2 separate regions of the Homo sapiens genome follow, and region 2 is linked to region 1. A link is an interaction called in ENCODE POLR2A ChIA-PET data of the cell type or tissue named here. Cell type or tissue: B cell. All regions are shown on one strand. Each heading gives the region's core, and the rest is flanking DNA. Links, peaks and the distances in the headings are about the cores only. Region 1 overlaps SNAP23 (synaptosome associated protein 23). Region 2 overlaps ZNF106 (zinc finger protein 106).

Evidence for each region. Peaks named below come from ENCODE experiments on the same cell type or tissue, not always from the same donor. Only the 100,000 strongest peaks of a DNase experiment are listed, where the experiment ranks them.
Region 2: POLR2A ChIA-PET joins it to region 1 with 6 read pairs; 7 of 35 experiments call an interaction of 5 or more read pairs at or near these places.

The regions. Positions count from the first base shown.
Region 1 is chr15:42,500,736-42,506,114 of GRCh38, forward strand. All of the region lies in intron 1 of SNAP23 (synaptosome associated protein 23), which reads left to right. Among named protein-coding and RNA genes, the nearest start is that of SNAP23, 7.8 kb to the left of the region's middle. In B cell, for the core only: no CTCF peak of the experiment used is centred there; DNase peaks (open chromatin) are centred at 2,366, 3,226 and 4,506; H3K4me3 peaks cover 1,021 bases; H3K27ac peaks cover 5,000 bases.
Region 2 is chr15:42,441,995-42,447,373 of GRCh38, forward strand. ZNF106 (zinc finger protein 106) reads right to left here. Exons shown (of 22, transcript NM_001366845.3): 7 at 4,595-4,664; 8 at 2,833-2,987; 9 at 2,208-2,268; 10 at 79-420. Among named protein-coding and RNA genes, the nearest start is that of ZNF106, 46 kb to the right of the region's middle. In B cell, for the core only: no CTCF peak of the experiment used is centred there; no DNase peak of the experiment used is centred there.

The DNA of each region.
Region 1 (5,379 bases), core at 127-5,126:
AAGGATCCAGTGCCTCTAACAATTAGAGGAAGTGGATTATGGAGCCAGGAAACAAAATGTACTGTGTTTTTTTAAATAGTAAGAGTAGAAGAAGCCCATTTGTATTCATTTAGATTCACTGACATTTTGGTTTGGGTTTCAATTTAGGTTGTATTGCTACTAAAGTATTTAAATCACTGATTCCTATGTTTTTCCAGAATTCTCTCTTCTTGTTGCTTTCTGTAAGTTCTGTAACTTAGATGTAAAGTTTGTTTAAATTTATTTTGACAGTGTTTTGGAAATTGAAATTACTTTCGATGGCCTTTCAATACTTATAAAACTCAAGCCAGGTGTGGTGGTGTGTCTGTAGTCCCAGCTACCTGGGAGGCTGAAGTAGGAGCATCAGTTGAGGTCAGGAGTTCAAGACCAACCTAGGCAGCATAGCAAAATAAATTTCAAACTTCTTGGTATAGTATACAAAGCTCTTCACAATATGTGTTCTGTCTTGAAAGCCATCCCCTGCCCTCCATACATACACACACACATTATATTCCTGCCTCACCACTGAAGCCTTACATTGTGGCTTTTTCTTCCTTTTTGATAATTTAATTTAAAATCATAATTTTTTGGACTTGATCATACTTGGATTTTGACCCACACAAATGAGAATCAGGGTGTTTGTGTTTTTTTGTTTGTTTGTTTTTTAAGACAGTCTTGCTGTGTCACCAAGGCTGGGGTGCAATGGCATGATCATAGCTCGCTGCAGCCTCAAACTGCTGAGCTCAAGTGATCCCCCTGCTTCAGCCTCCTGAGTAGCTGGGACTACAGGTGCACGCCACCAGGCCTGGCTGATTTTTTTTTTGTTGTTTAATTTTGTGTAGAGATGGGGGACTTGCTTTACTACCCAGGCTGGTCTCAAACTCCTGGCTTTAAGCAATCCTTTTGCTTTGGCCTCCTAATGTGCTGAGATTGTAAGCATGAGCCATCATGCCTGGCCAAAATCACGAGAGATATTTCATAATTATTATGAAAAGTTATAATAGTTTTATTGAGCACTGTGTGCCAGGCACTGCTCTAAATACTGTGCTTGAATTAGCTCAATCCATGTAACAACACTTAAAGTAAGCATTATTCTCATTTAATGAGGAAACTGAAGCACAGAAAAGTTAACAGTAATCAGGATTTGAAACCATTATGCCTTCAGATATTGGGCACATAACTACTATACTATGTTGTCTTTTGTATAAGCAAGAATGCCACTCTTTTCTGTTGGGGGTATCCTTTCCAGGGACGTGAGTGCTTATATTCTCTCTTTTTTTTTTTTTTTTTTTGAGACGGAGTCTCGCTCTGTCGCCTAGGCTGGAGTGCAGTGGCGCGATCTTGGCTGACTGCAAGCTCTGCCTCCCAGGTTCACGCCATTCTCCTGCCTCAGCCTCCTGAGTAGCTGGGACTACAGGCGCCCACTACCACGCCCGGCTAATTTTCTGTTTTTTAGTAGAGACGGTTTCACCTTGTTAGCCAGGATGGTCTCGATCTCCTGACCTCGTGATCCGCCTGCCTCAGCCTCCCAAAGTGCTGGGATTACAGGCATGAGCCACTGCGCCCGGCAGAGTGCTTATATTCGCTGTCTGTAGCTTCTGACTCTTAATATCGGAATATTTGAAAAACTAACCAGAAAGCATCAAAGTGGCTGGGTGTGGTGTCTCACGCCTTCTGGCATTTTGGGAGTCCAAGACAGAAGGATTGCTTGAGGCCAGGAGTTCAAGACCAGCCTGGGCAACATAGTGAGCCACCCTATATCTACCTAAATAAATAAATAAATAAATAAAGCATCTAAGTGAACTTAATCAGAGCTAAACTATGTGGATGGTTTCGGTGAATATTTCATTCAGGCAGGGTGAATCCTTGCCAATTAATCTCACCCCGTACTTGGTATCTCCCTGGCAGATACCACACTTATGCCTGCCACATTGTCTCTTCCTGGGTAGATTGCCAGCTTCTGGCTCTTGAGCCCCGTTCTTATCTTTCACATAGAACGTCCCCTTTCTGTTCACATAACCATTCTCATTGATAGGGTTAATAAAATTGATTACAATCAAACCTACATCTACCTCCCCAGTATTACTCCTGGGTCACTTAGAGTAGAATTGTGGAAGTTCCTAATTTGACAGGGACTTGAAGACCAGGCGTTGGACATCAAGCAATTAAGTTACCATAGGTGCTTCTGTAAAACTGAAGTTTAATTTTTTTTGTAATTAGAGTCAGGGTCTTGCTATGTTGCCCAGGTTACATTTAAACTCCTGGGCTCAGGTGATCCTCCTGCCTCAGCTTCCTGAGTAGCTGGGACTATAGGCCTGAAAATGTAATTTTGGTTTTCTTTTTGGTTCCTGATTTTTAGTGGGACTTTCCCATTTGTTAATATGATTTCTGTCTTGAATCTTGTGCTTCAGTGTACTTTGAAACCAAGCTGATTTTTGTTTGTTTTGTTTTTTCGTGTTGTTTTTTAAGATGGAGTCTCGCTCTGTCGCTGAGGCTGGAGTGCAGCGGTGCGATCTCGGCTAACTGCAACCTCCGCCTCCCGGGTTCAAGTGATTCTCCTGCCTTAGCCTCCTGAGTAGCTGGGATTACAGGTGCCCGCCACCACGCCTGGCTAATTTTTTTTTTTTTTTTTTTGAGATGGTGTCTCACTCCGTTGCCCAGGCTGGAGTACAGTGGCACAATCTCGACTCACTGCAACCTCTGCCTCCTGGGTTCAAGTGATTTTCCTGCCTCAGCCTCCCAAGTAGCTAGGATTACAGGCACATGCCACCACGCCCAGCTAATTTTTGTATTTTTAGTAGAGACGGGGTTTTGCCGTGTTGGCCAGGCTGGTCTCGAACCCATGACCTCAAGTGATCTGCCCTCCTCAGCCTCCCAAAGTGCTAGGATTACAGGCGTGAGCCACCATACCCGGCCTTTGGTATTTTTTAGTAGAGACGGGGTTTTTCCATGTTGGCCAGTCTGGTCTCAAACTCCTGACCTCAGGTGATCCACCCACCTTGGCCTCCCAAAGTGCTGGGATTACAAATGTGAGCCACTGCGCCTGGCCTGAAACCAAGCTGTTTAGTAGATACGATTCTGTGATGTACTTAGTATATTTGCATTTGAGTTATAGACTTTGTATGGTAAAAAGAAAAGAGTTTTTAAAAAGAGAAAAAAATATGTATGTATATTTGCATAGTTTTGGGGCCTATATATAAAAATGGTTAAAGTTGTTTGTGTAGAAGGAGATAGAAAGGAAAGCCCAGAGAGGAAGTAAAAGGAGGAAGCCATCCTTAACATAAAGGAGACCCTTGCCAGGCAAAGTGGCTCATACATGTAATCCCAGCACTTTGGGAGGCTGAGCCAGGAGCATCACTTGAGGCCAGGAGTTTGAGACCAGCCTGGGCAACATAGTGAGACCCTGCCTCTACAAAAAAAAAAATAATAATATAATAAAAGGGCCAGGTGTAGTGGTGGGCACCTGTAATCCCAGCTACTCGGGAGACTGGGGAAGGAGAATCACTTGAACCCTGGGGCAGAGGTTGCAGTGACCTAAGATTGCACCACTGCACTCCAGCCTGGGCAACAGAGCGAGACTCCGTCTCAAATAAAATAAAGTAAAATAAAATAAAATAAAAAGTGAGACTCTGTCTCAAAAAAAAAGTTGTATATAGCCTATACTTTATATCATCAACTTTAATATTCAAATTTAGCCTTGCAGATGGAACTATTAATATTTAGTAGCTATTACTTTCAGCTACATTTACATAAATGTGACTCATATTCAACATTGTTACTTTCCTTTTGTTTTGCCTACTATTTATTTCCACTTCAGTAAAAATATTAATATAATGGCTAACATTGAACACCGGCCATGTGCAAGGCATTGTACTAAGTACTTTGTGTAGATCATCTCTTTTTAATCTTCACAAAAAAAACAAAACTATAAAATAGAATGTTATCCTTGTTTTACAAATACAGAAACCGAGTTTTAGTGGTGTTAGGTAATTAACTTGGGGTCACACAACAAATACATTGTGAGGCTGGAATTTATATGCTGGAATTCCCACTCACCCACTATGCTATCCTGCTATAAACAGAAGTTTCCTCTTGCTGCGGATGCATTGGTTACCATGGACGTAGACTTCTATCAAGCCAAAGAGAATGCTGAACTTAAAAGTACAGTAATAAACCCTTTGAGTGTAACTCATTGAGGAGCTTTATTGTGATTAATTTTCAGAGAAGGAATAAGGCAGGAAACTAATTTGGTAGAATATTTTAGCTGCAAAATCCTTGTTTACCAGTATAAAAAGAATTATCTTATAAAATCATTCTTTGCAAGACCCTGTGAAATTGATGGTGATTTTTTTTTTCTTTTTTTTTCAGACAGTCTTGCTCTGTTGCCCAGGCTGGAGTGCAGTGAGTCTTGGCTCACTGCAGCCTCTGCCTCCCAGGCTCAAGCCACAGACGTGCACTACTGCACTCGGCTAATTTTTGTGTTTTCTTTTTAGTAGAGCTGGGGTTTCACCGTATTGGGCAGTCTGGTCTTGAACTACTGGCCTCAAGTGATCCGCCCACCTCTGCCTCCCACAGTGCTGGGATTACAGGCATGAGCCACCACGCCTGGCCTGATGGTGATTTAAAGTGCTCTTTCTTCATTACTTCTTGAGTAGCTCACCAGTTTTACAAATGAAGCCACATGGATCTTCCAAGGCCTTATTTAAATTCCAGGGCCTTTTTTCTGTGTATTTCTTTCCAAGAAGCTCATTTACTTTTCCTTTCTTCTTTTCTTCTCTTTTCTTTTACTTCCTTTCTGCTTGCATTTTTTTTTTTTTTTTTTGAGACGGAGTCTTGCTGTTGCCCAGGCTGAAGTACAGTGGCATGATCTCGGCTCACTGCGACCTTTGCCTCTCGGGTTCAATCAACTCTCCTGTCTCAGCCTCCTGAGTAGCTGGGATTATAGGTGTGCATCACCACGCCTGGCTAATTTTTGTATTTTTAGTAGAGACGGGGTTTCACCATGTTGGCCAGGCTGGTCTTGAACTCCTGACCTTAGGTGATCTGCCCACCTTGGCCTTCCAGAGTGCTGGGATTACAGGCGTGAGCCACCGCACCTGGCCTCTTGCTTGCTTGTTTTCTTATCTCCTCCCTTCCTCCCTCCCTCCCTTCCATTTCTTTTCCTTCTTTCTTTTCTTTTCTTTTTTTTTCTTTCTTTTTTATTTTTTTTGAGACAGAGTCTTGCTCTTGTCACTCAGGCTGGAGTGTAGTGGCATGATCTCGACTAACTGCAACCACTCCCTCCCGGGTTCAAACGATTCTCCTGCCTCAGCCTCCCGAGTAGCTGGGACTACAGGCGCCCACCACCACACCTGGCTAATT
Region 2 (5,379 bases), core at 200-5,199, 59 kb before region 1:
TATGGCTTATATCACTCATATAAAAATGCCCCAGTCTCACTACTGGGATGCCCTTAACCCAGAGAAAAGCTTACATACTATTAGCTTCCAGTAATTCCTTGGACACATTGCAGGCAGAGCTTGGTGGCACAGCATTCACATTCTCATCTTGTTCAGGAGACATGGGCTCTTGTTTAATCTGAACTGATGAGTCTGGAGCAGGGACACTGCCATGGGTTTGGAAAGTAGGAGACGTGGTTATTTGAAGAGAGGCTCCGGTGGGTGATGGAGACACATGGGAAGATGGAGGCTCCAGAAAAAGTGGGAAAAAGGGAGTGGGCAGCAGTGCGGCATCAATGGATGTTTGAGATCTACTGTTCCTTCGTTCTCGTGTGAGGCTACAGGGAACCTGGTCTGGGTGCTCAGAAGGTTCATATGTTTCTAGAATGGGAAACATACATACATAGAAATGCAAAAATGTTATCTGAAAAGTCATTTGTGTCTGAGCTAATTTGTATTTTTAAACATTAGAAAAGAATTATAAATAAGTATATTAGTATAGTCCCTCATAATTCTCCGAAATATGGAGAATATAATCTCTACAACCACCAAGGATACAGAGAGAATAGGCATCAACATTCTTTTTTTTTTTTTTTTTTTTGAGATAGGGTCTCGCTTTGTCACCCAGGCTGCAGTGCAGTGGTGCAAACACTGCTCACTGCAGCCTTGACCTCCTGGACTCAAGCAATTCTCCTGCCTCAGCCTCCCAAGCAGCTGGGATTATAGGCACATGCCACTATGCCCAGCTATTATTGTTATTATTTTTTTGAGACAGAGTCTCACTCTGTCACCCAGGCTGGAGTGCAGTGGCGCAATCTCGGCTCACTGCAACCTCCACCTCCCGGGTCCAAGCGATTCTCCTGCCTCAGCGTCCTGAGTAGCTGGGATTACAGGAGCACGCCACCATGCCCAGCTAATTTTTGTATTTTTAGTAGAGATGGGGTTTCACCATGTTGGTCAGGCTGGAATTATTATTATTACTAATAATAATTATCAATAATTTTTGTATTTATTTGTAGAGACAGGGTTTCACCACATTGCCCAGGCTGGTCTCAAACTTCTGGGCTCAAGGAATCCACCTGCCTCAGACTCCCAAAGTGCTGGGATTACAGGCATGAGGCACTGTGCCTAGCAACATTCCAATTTTTCAAATTTTAAATGACTTATCCAAAGTTATATAGGCTACTAATGGAAGGGAGAAGATTTGAACCCAGGCCTTTTGATTCCTAATCAAAACTCTTTCCATAACATATTGTCTGTTGCTAAACATTTTTGGGATGCACAGTTTACAGACCTTTCTATAGAAGGAAGAAACTGGCCAGGCGTGGTGGTTCAGGCCTGTAATCCCAACCATTTGGGAGGTCAAGTTAGGAGGACTGCTTGAGCCCAGGAGTTTGGGACTATCCTGGGAAACACTGGGAGATTCCATCTCTATAAAAGCATTTTTTAATTTTTATAACTTTTTATAATTTTATATAACTTTTTATAACCTTTAAATTTTTACAATTTAAATCATAATTTTATAAAATTAAAAGTTAGAAATTTTAATAACCAGGCATGGTGACACACGTCTGTAGTCCCAGCTACTGGGGGGAGTGAGGTGGGAAAATTGCTTGAGCCCAGGAGGTCAAGGCTGCAGTGAGCCATGATCGTGCCACTGCGCTCCAGCCTGAGTGACAGAGCAAGACCCTGTCTCAAAAAAACAAAAAAAAAGGATGAAACCAAGGAGACAGGAGAGAAATAACATGACCTTTTCATGACTACTTTTCATCCCCTCAAAGAGAACAAAAAGGCCTGGTGCAGTGGCTCATGCCTGTAATCCCAGAACTTTGGGAGGCTGAGGCAGGCGGATCACCTGAGGTCAGGAGTTCGAGACCAGTCTGGCCAACATGGCGAACCCTGTAACCCTGTCTCTACTAAAAATACAAAAATTAGCTGGGGGTGGGGTGGGCACCTGTAATTCCAGCTAATCAAATGCTGAGGCACGAGTATCACTTGAACCTGGGAGGCAGAGGTTGCAGTGAGCAGAGATTGCACCACTGCACTCCAGCCTGGGAAATAGAGCAAGACTCTGTCTCCAAAAAAAAAAAAAAAAAAAAAAAAAAGCAGAGAAAACAAAAAAGTAACACGCTATAGAGGGCCCAATCCATCAGATGCCCTCTGAATACCTTGTAATCCCTGTAGAATCTGTATTCTATGGGTCCTCAGTGCACTCATCTCCATAGTTATCTAAAAATAAAGTATTTTATTAAGCATTTTGAAATCCAACTTGTAAGGTCCTCTAGGTCTCCCCATTTTTCTTCTATGTCCTGACCAAAAATCAGAGTGTCTTGACTGCTCTGTGACCCAGCCAGCCGCAGGTTTTCTCCAGCAGGCTTGAACCCTACCTGGGGCCTTGAAGATTCCCAGGCACTGATAAAAGTATCTAGGTTGTTGCCCAAAACACTGAAAGAAATTGGCCCTGGCCCTGAGCCAAATTCCTTAAACCCTCATATAAACTCCACATCCCGCCCCCTGGCTGTGGATATACCTAGGGAGAACACCCTTGTGGGGACTGCTGCAGCCTACTCTGTAAGTAAGCTCTCCTAATAAATGCTTTGGACTCATCACCCTGGCATTTAGTGCTTCTTTCTTTGGAATCCTAACTGTCCCCCATTAGGCACAGTCTGGGGCACTTCCCTTGTGGAAACTCCCCTGCCATTGCTTTTGGGGTGACTCCAGACATGGGTTTGGCAGCACAAAACAAGATTTCGGAGATGATCCATTTTTATTAAATCCTCCACATGCTGTTACCTGCTGCTTGAGCATAAGTAGCCTCTGAACTTCCACATAAGCTGTCTGAAGGGCTGCACGGGCTTGCAGAAGATTGTTATCCATGCACTGCAATGACTTACTAAGTTCTTCCTCCCTTAAAGAAATATTCAGCAGCTGGTCAACCTGAGAACGTTCTGCCAAAAGAAATCATAAGGTTCAGGTTAATACGAGAGATTTCCCTCTCATCACACAGCTCAGAAGACTAAACTATACCCATTATTTAGGATAAGACTTTATGTTCTCCTCAGTAGGTCATTGGAAATTCATAAAACATTTAGTCAAGCACAATGATATCAAAGCTAGGAACCAAAAGTGAGAACTGCTAAGATGGAGGTATCTCATAAGCTCCAGTGTACCATCACATCATTCTGTCTCATCTAATCACCGCCTTCTACCACCACCTTTCCAGGTGAAATCTGTCCCATGCAAACCACCTGTTCTAGGACTCGTTTCCCATTCTTCCTTTATCTACCACTGTCTTCACACAGGACTTTTGCTTAGATTGGACTCTAGACCTAGACTGCTTGCACTCTCTTTCCAATCCATATTTAGTCTGTTAGTTGACTTAAAAATTGTTTTTATTAGAGAAGACTTCCTGAAGAAAATACAGCTTTGAAATAGTACATTTAACTTAGTTTGAATAAAATGTTCTGTGTATGTATTTACCATCATTGTGTTTGTCTGTTTCCTATTCAATATGCCAGGACCTCTCCCTTAAGCTCCACACCCACATATCCAACTACTGACTATGATATTTCTAGCTAGGTTATCTCAAAGGTCCTTTAAGTCAAAGAATCCCTGAGGGAATTCATCATCTTTCTCTATTCTCAATCTGCTCCTCTCATGGAGTTTTCTAGCTCTACATATGCTCCATCTGGTTGGCCCAGCCAGAAATGTGGGTTGTCCTTGACTCCTCCCTTATCCATCACATCCACTCACTCAAGCCTCATCCAATCACTTCCAGGACTAGCCCTTATACTAGAACTGGGTTAGAGTCAAGGAAAAGCAAGAATCACAGAAATACATCAATGAGGGAGCAATGTTAATAACTTCTTTCCATAATTCACTTTAGAAAAGCAACCAAGGAAGGGAGTGTGGAGGTGGGGCAGCGGGGAAGCAACCAAGATGCCTCAAAAACTGAAAGTGAGAGAAATGGCTATACATGACCAAGAGGGCCAACACATTTCATCCCACTGAAAAGGCTCAAGGAAACTTCCTGGCTTTATATTGTCCAAGTGGTATACTAACCTTGGCTTACAAGTCTATGTGACATCATATATTTCTTCTACAGTTGTTAACTGGATGTATTAGGAAATCAAACTTTTCTTTCCTCTTAAGCAAGGCAACAAAAATGTCCAAAAAAAGTAAATGGACAATCAGTGTTTGATAAATGACAAGCTATGCTCTGTGTCAAGCTGCACAAACGCTGAACTGCTACAAGAACCTCTTGGGGCTGGGCACGGTGGCTCACATCTATAATCCTAACACTTTGGGAGGCCAAGGTGAGAGGATCACTGGAGTCCAGGAGTTTGAGTCCAGCCTGGGCAATATAGCTAGACCCTGTCTCTACAAAAAAATAAAAGAATTAATGTAGTGTCACATACCAGTAGTCCTAGCTGCTCGGGAGGCTGAGAGAAGAGGATTGCTTGAGCCCAAGAGTTGGAGGTTACCAAAAACCCGCACCCCCCAAAAAAAACCAAAAAACACCAACTTCTTTCTTCCAAAATATTCTGCACCATACCTTTTTTTCCTTTAATTTTCCTTCTTTTATTTTTTCTCTCAAGACTTGGGAGTTCAGGAGAAGATCCATCCTGGAAGGATAAAGAAAACTGAATAAAATCCAATGTGTAAAAGCCATTATCCAAGAGGAGAAAAAGGAATCAATTCTAAGATAGCCATACACTGTTCTTCACTATTGCTACCATCTCTAACATGATCGTAGAAGTCTCACGCACGTGGTACCAACGCAAACTTTAGTTGAATAAACGTATCTGATTTAAAAAAAAAGAATCCAGGGTGAAGTGCCTCCTAGCATCCTAGAGGTAGGAAAGCCCATGGAGGTCAGGGAAAGCATTTCATCTTGGTGTAGTAAGGCACAAGTAGAAGTATAGACAAAGCCAGTAAAATAAATATATCTGATTTATAACTTGGCATAGTTTCTACTTTAAATTTCAGCAAGAAAACCTTTACAACAAAAAGCTTAACAGTCCATGAGACAAGCTCTTTGTCATAGGACAATCCCTCAGCTTGAAGTGTATTTTAAGTCATCCAGTAACATCCACTACATATAGCATCTAGCTCAAAGGAGCAGAATTGCAATTTGAAGCAAGTCTAAAATTCATGACCTTAACTACTATGCTTATCACCTCAGTATTAAATGAGAGAAGCCCAGCACAGTGACACATGCTTGTAGTCCCCGCTACTTGGGAGGCTGAGGCAGGAGGACTGCTTGAGTTCAGGAGTTCCAGAGCAGTATGGACAACATTGTGAGACCTCATCTCTAATATAAATTTTAAAATATTATAA